2 separate regions of the Homo sapiens genome follow, and region 1 is linked to region 2. Evidence: chromatin loops called from intact Hi-C (ENCODE). Cell type or tissue: heart right ventricle. All regions are shown on one strand. Each heading gives the region's core, and the rest is flanking DNA. Links, peaks and the distances in the headings are about the cores only.

Evidence for each region. A loop is a pair of places that touch in the nucleus more often than their neighbours do. Peaks named below come from ENCODE experiments on the same cell type or tissue, not always from the same donor. Only the 100,000 strongest peaks of a DNase experiment are listed, where the experiment ranks them.
Region 1: it touches region 2 in a loop (8-fold over the local background); 4 of 110 quality-filtered maps call a loop at or near these places.

What each region holds. Positions count from the first base shown.
Region 1 is chr2:176,650,907-176,653,839 of GRCh38, forward strand. All of the region lies in intron 2 of LINC01117 (long intergenic non-protein coding RNA 1117), which reads left to right. Among named protein-coding and RNA genes, the nearest start is that of LINC01117, 15 kb to the left of the region's middle. In heart right ventricle, for the core only: CTCF peaks have their summits at 1,609 (motif pointing left) and 1,812; no DNase peak of the experiment used is centred there; H3K27me3 peaks cover 414 bases.
Region 2 is chr2:175,688,678-175,691,610 of GRCh38, forward strand. The region is part of intron 3 of LOC107985962 (a long non-coding RNA gene); the gene reads right to left. Among named protein-coding and RNA genes, the nearest start is that of LNPK, 310 kb to the right of the region's middle. In heart right ventricle, for the core only: a CTCF peak has its summit at 1,629 (motif pointing right); no DNase peak of the experiment used is centred there; H3K27me3 peaks cover 422 bases.

The DNA of each region.
Region 1 (2,933 bases), core at 136-2,635, 960 kb after region 2:
GGAAAGAAAAAGAAAGAAAAAGAATACCAACTCCCTTAAATTTCCTAGCTCAAAGTTGCTTGCAGTGAATGCTAAAATGAAAGGAGTTATCAAGGCCAAATTCACTATACAGCTTTTGCGAACTGTTAGAAGCAATTTCCAGGACCTGTGCTTTTACATAGGTTTGCTTTCACTCTCAGCTTGAGTGTTAATTTTTGACTAGTTCTTTCTATCCTTTCGTCAAATGTACACATCCATTTCTTCCGGCATCTCATACACACACTGCACACCACACACACACACGTGCATTATATACATAAGCAAATACCTCTAGCCACTTGGTAACAGTATTTTAGAAAGCAGCTTGATATCTGGATTAGAGAGTTGAATACTTTCAGACAACTCTCGTGGGCACAATGTGTTAACTGTTTTCTGTGCCACCATTTTATTGTATGCGAGCGGATGGCAAAATGGTGGTTCCAGCTTTTTGTTGTATAAGGACTCCTTCGCATTCAGCCTCTGATTGAAGAACCAGTTTGTATACCGATAGAAAAGCCAGGCTTCTCAGTCTGGGAGACTGACTAAATAAACCATATACGCAAATCTTCTTCTACTCACTGCTTTGCAGACGCTTAACCAAAATTTTGCATATATAAGTACAAAGGGAGCAAATCCTGATTAAAATAAAAAATGGACAGAAATGATATTCCATTTAAATATATAATTCAATGGTGTTGGTAAATACATATGTTATTAAAAGACCTTCCAACGTTGCCATAAGTAAACTACCTTGAGAAAAGGTCCAACACAGAGTTAGCGTAGAGAATGTGAATGTTTTACTTGTGCATAAACGATCTTTCCAGATCAAGGTCGAGGTCATTGGCAAGATAGTTTAGTGAGCTCATTCTACAGTTATTTGCACATGCAAATTGGGGTTCCAATTTTAAAAATATTATTGCTTTTTGTTCATGAGAAGAGCTTTGATTAAATTCTTAAAATAAGAATATTAAAATAATTGAACAATATACCTGTGCTAATAATATTCAGTTTTAATTAGCTCCTAAATAGAATCAAAGCTAAAATGGATTTTGACGTACCCTTAACTGGATCTCAAATTAAGGAGAGATGAATTTGACTAAGAGAAGATTTTTACATTGTTGTCTATTACAGCTGAATTACCACTCTCTTTTGTCTGAAGAAAAATATTTTCTTCTCAACGAGGTATATATTTTTAAGACTGAAGACAACTGAAGCTTACAGCATATAGTATTTGGTTAGATTTTTTTTTTTTTTGCTTTTTGACTGCAGTTGCCAAACATTTGAGATTATAAAAACGATAGTACTACATAAAATAGACCTGCAGCAACACTGTTTATGGCACACGCAACAATATTATTTTCTGCTGTTTGGTGTGCAGGAGTTGTAAATAGCAAAATGTGTAAGCCATTAAATCTAGTAGCAATAGGACTCAAAGCAAGGTTTATTATACCAGTGCCTGAAAAGCTTTACTTTTTATCTCTGTGTGTTAAATTTTCGTGTTTGCAACAGTATTTTAGCTCTGGAGCTATTTATCTGGTAGCATCTTTGAGAAAAAGGAAATGGACAGATGTCCATAAACAAAGGGCTCCACCTGGTGGTAAAGAGGAGGTATGAAATGTTGATGAAGAGAACTAATGCTGCAAAGGCAAACAGATGGAAGAGCAACGCGTGTGCGTGTGTGTATGTCTCCTAAAATGAATATGTTTGAAGGAAAGAGAATGACAAAATCCTCCAAATTTGGATTCCAGTGTGGATATAGGCTTACAGCTAACATTATTTGATTATTTCTTTCACATTCAGTCATTCCAATATGTTTACAAATTATTTTATTCAAAATACATACATCTGAACAGATATTAACAGATGACCCTAACAGATACTAGGTACAATTGATGACAAACTATCCATATCATCTGATCATCTTAGGTTTTAGTAGAATGCCATCTAGTAGACAGATTTAAACAAAGAAAGCATTTGTTCCGACTCGAGGGCATCCTTTAGGTGGCTTTGTGGCTCACCTAGTTAGGAAGACCTGAAAAGGATGTGGTGCAGAGCTCCGGGGAGGGAAGCAAGGGTTTCAAATCCATGACTAAGAAACAGAAAATTGTTCATTTTAAAATGTCATCTGTGGCTGAAGTGTTGAAGAATTTGAATCTGCGTATTGTGATTCTTCCACCTTTTCAAACTCTAAAATTAGGCCAGGAATTACATATATCAAATACTATGCAAAATGTAAAACAGGCATGCCGTTTATGGCTCTCTACGTAAGGTGGAAATTAAATCTTCAGCCTCCAATAAAATTGTATTTCTGTAATAAAACTGCTGCACCTTGACTCTAGACTACATTGAATCCCAAATTAAACACTCCATTTGCTGTACTGTAACAAGCAAAAGGGTTTGCTACACTGAACAATATTACAGATAGGAAAAACGTATTCTTTTTTGCTTTATCACCTATGTAGAGACCACGAAAACAGGCTAATTCCTCATCTCTTCTTTCTCAGAACACAACATGTTTTGATATGGGAAATTTTAAAATTCTATCTTTCATTGCTAAAATTTATATTTCTTCCTAATTCTATAAATCAGCATAGATGACTAGGCCTAAAAAAAGTCAACCAAGTAGGATATTTACTACAAAATGTCTACTGCATTTCATGGATAACTCAGGCTTATAAGCAGAAACAGCTGGTGTGCTAAAGGCTAGGTACATTTCTTTATGCATTATGTATAATTCCCCATAATGTACATGCAACATTCACTCCACATCCATATCTGAAGTGCACACATACTGCTACATGATCTATGAAAGTTTTAAACTTAGGATCTGTTAATACATATGTATTTATCTCACCCAGTGTTGATTTAGAAGAAATTAGACTGGATGTTCTTTTAAGCAGTCTAATTCTATAGTT
Region 2 (2,933 bases), core at 95-2,594:
AATTTAAATCAATAAACAGACATTTATTAAAAGGTCAGCTTAATTCTATTTGTTCCAGCTCCTTTGCCAACATTTTAGGTAAAACTATTTTTCTTTGGCTTTGGATTAGTGTCATTGTTATTGGATGGAATCACTTAGGGGGAAGCTATAGAATGAATATTTGATCAAATTTGCTCATGTTGCTTAATATCATCTTATATCATTTTTATAAATTTTATCAGCATCACTGTAAATAAATCCACATGAAAAGCTTTCATTTTGTATCTATATTATTGGCATCACTAAGGACACATTTTTAAACAATGTGCATTTATCTGAAAACTATATATAGAGAGAGAAAGGCCTAATAACAGTGATTCTGAAATCCAAGATGGCTATTTTATACATCAGAAAAAAAATACTATTATGGCAAAAAATGAACGAGGATATTGATGTTTTCTTTCATCAAGATTGTCTTAACAAATGAAGCTACCACTATTCTATAACTGTCCCTAGCAGAGAAAAGAAATGTTAATTGAAGATATTCTAGAATGTTGAAATTTATTGACACCATTTCATACTGAAAACTGCAACATAGTTTTAGCAGGAGGCACATTTTAACAATGCCAAAATATTCTAGGTGACTTTTTCTTTGTGCTTTAAAAAATATAATAAATATAAGCAGATTTTAGTATGAATGAAACAATCTACAAATATATTTGTAAATACAAAAGCATATAAAGATATACAATACATCAGTAATAACACATAAACAGTTTGCAATTTTTTATATGCATAATTTAGTACAAAGGCTTGAAAAGGTACAATTTTAAAAATAAAATAACTCACATAGACTCATGTAGACATTTTTTAAAATGTGCCTTAGGAATGACATGTTTATAAAGTTTCCACCAAGATTCTATATTTAAACAGTAAATAGCATTGTCACATCCGGAAAATGAGTTATTACTCTGAATTAAGAAATTTAGATAATAGAGAGAAAAAAATGCACAACCATTCTGCCTTCTGAACTTTAAGCATTTAACAGAATATCATGACTGCTGCAGTGTTAACTGAACAGATTTCTATCAAAAGTCTGGGGCATTCTGAATTAGCTGGAGATGGCTAGTACTTGATCTCCTTATTTTGACAGAATAAGTGCTTATATTCTTGAAGTCTTCACAAGCCATGTAAGCATAAAAGTGTGATGATGGAGATCTCTTTTCCGTTTTAAAGATCAGATGCCAGCTTCATGAGATGATATTTTCAGGTTGATGCATTTGTGTTTGTGGCATATTTTTATAAATTTCAAGTATAATGCTTTGTCAGGACTAAATGAAATGCCCTGTGCATACATATATATACATGCATATATATACACATGTATATATGTGTGTATATATATATGTGTGTGTATATATATATTAGAATGCCTTATAATTTGCATTTTTAACCACTGGGCTCTCATAAACTACTATGACAAATACAGTAATTTGAAATGGAATCAATCACATTCTCTCAATCCCTTAAAATGTTTAAATAGTTACATTACAGCACATATGTTAAAATACTTTTTTACAAAATGGTTTGCCCAAGGCATTTTTCTTACCTCTTGCCCAAGCTACATGTGAGTTATGGCAAAAAATGAACAGTAGGTGGCAGTCAAACCACTAAACTGCCTCAAAGCTTCATTAACCTTAGACTCTTGTTAAGAGTAATAGGAAAGTAGTGTATTTTTCCATTTTAAAGAATTCATTTTATAATTAATCTTGAAATACATTTCTAAGGTCCCAAGCTGCTGAAATAGTGAGCTGATTGCATCCTTAAGCGAATGAGCTCAGATAAAAGTGATTTAATTCAAGAACCATTTCTGCTTTGTCTCTGTGACTTTTTTCCCCTTCATTTCTCTGTTATTACTGTTTTAATGTGGGTCTTTATGCAGTTGTAGTTGTGGACATGATCAGCACATTCTTGGGCTGAAGCCCAGGGCTGTGTAAGCCGTGCCTGCATATCTTCATGCACGTTTTAAATAACCTGCAAGAGCTATTTCCTCCCCTGATCTTACAGACCACACGAATATAGTCCCTTTCTGTGCATCAGAAGATAAACTAGTTTATAGGAAGAAAATCCTAGAGAAGTAACTGAAACACAGAAAGAACATCCTCAAAAGCAGAGGATTGTGAACAACTAAATTTTCAGACAATGGAAGTAAAAATTATTAGTGTGAAGTACCTTTGGAGGCCATGTTATCTACATTACAGGAAGGGCTTCATCTGTTGTGCTCACCATGGTCCTCACGGTTGAGAACAGCATGCCAGGCACACAGTAAATGTTCATTAAATATTTTCTGGACGAATCAATGAGTGGCCAAAATCCAAGTCCCACTCATTTCTCAGATAGTCTATCCTGAAACTTTTTGCTACTGTCTCAGCTCTTCACAATGATAAAGCTACATTCTCACTCTCCACTGCTGTCCTTTCTCCAAATGTTACTGTTAATCACTATCATTGGGAACTGACATGGCACCACTAACACAACACAGCAGGACACAATTCTAGTCTGGTCGATTTGGAATGTAGATGATGCCTTTCCATTGTGTTACTGGCCACAATTGTTTCTAAAAATCTAAGTTCATGCTACAGAAAGAGCAAACTATTTAAGTAGTATTGGCCTAAAAGCTAAGTCAACTTGATCAACATATTTACCTGCCCATGCTGTAGTTTCCTCATCTGAAATCAGAAAAAAACAGAGCCTACTTTATAGAGTTATATGTGTTTCAATATTGTTATTATTATTATTATTATTATTTTCAAAGGCTTTTTCTGCATCTATTGAGATAATCATGTGGTTTTTGTCTTTGGCTCTGTTTATATGCTGGATTACATTTATTGATTTGCGTATATTGAACCAGCCTTGCATCCCAGGGATGAAGCCCACTTGATCATGGTGGATAA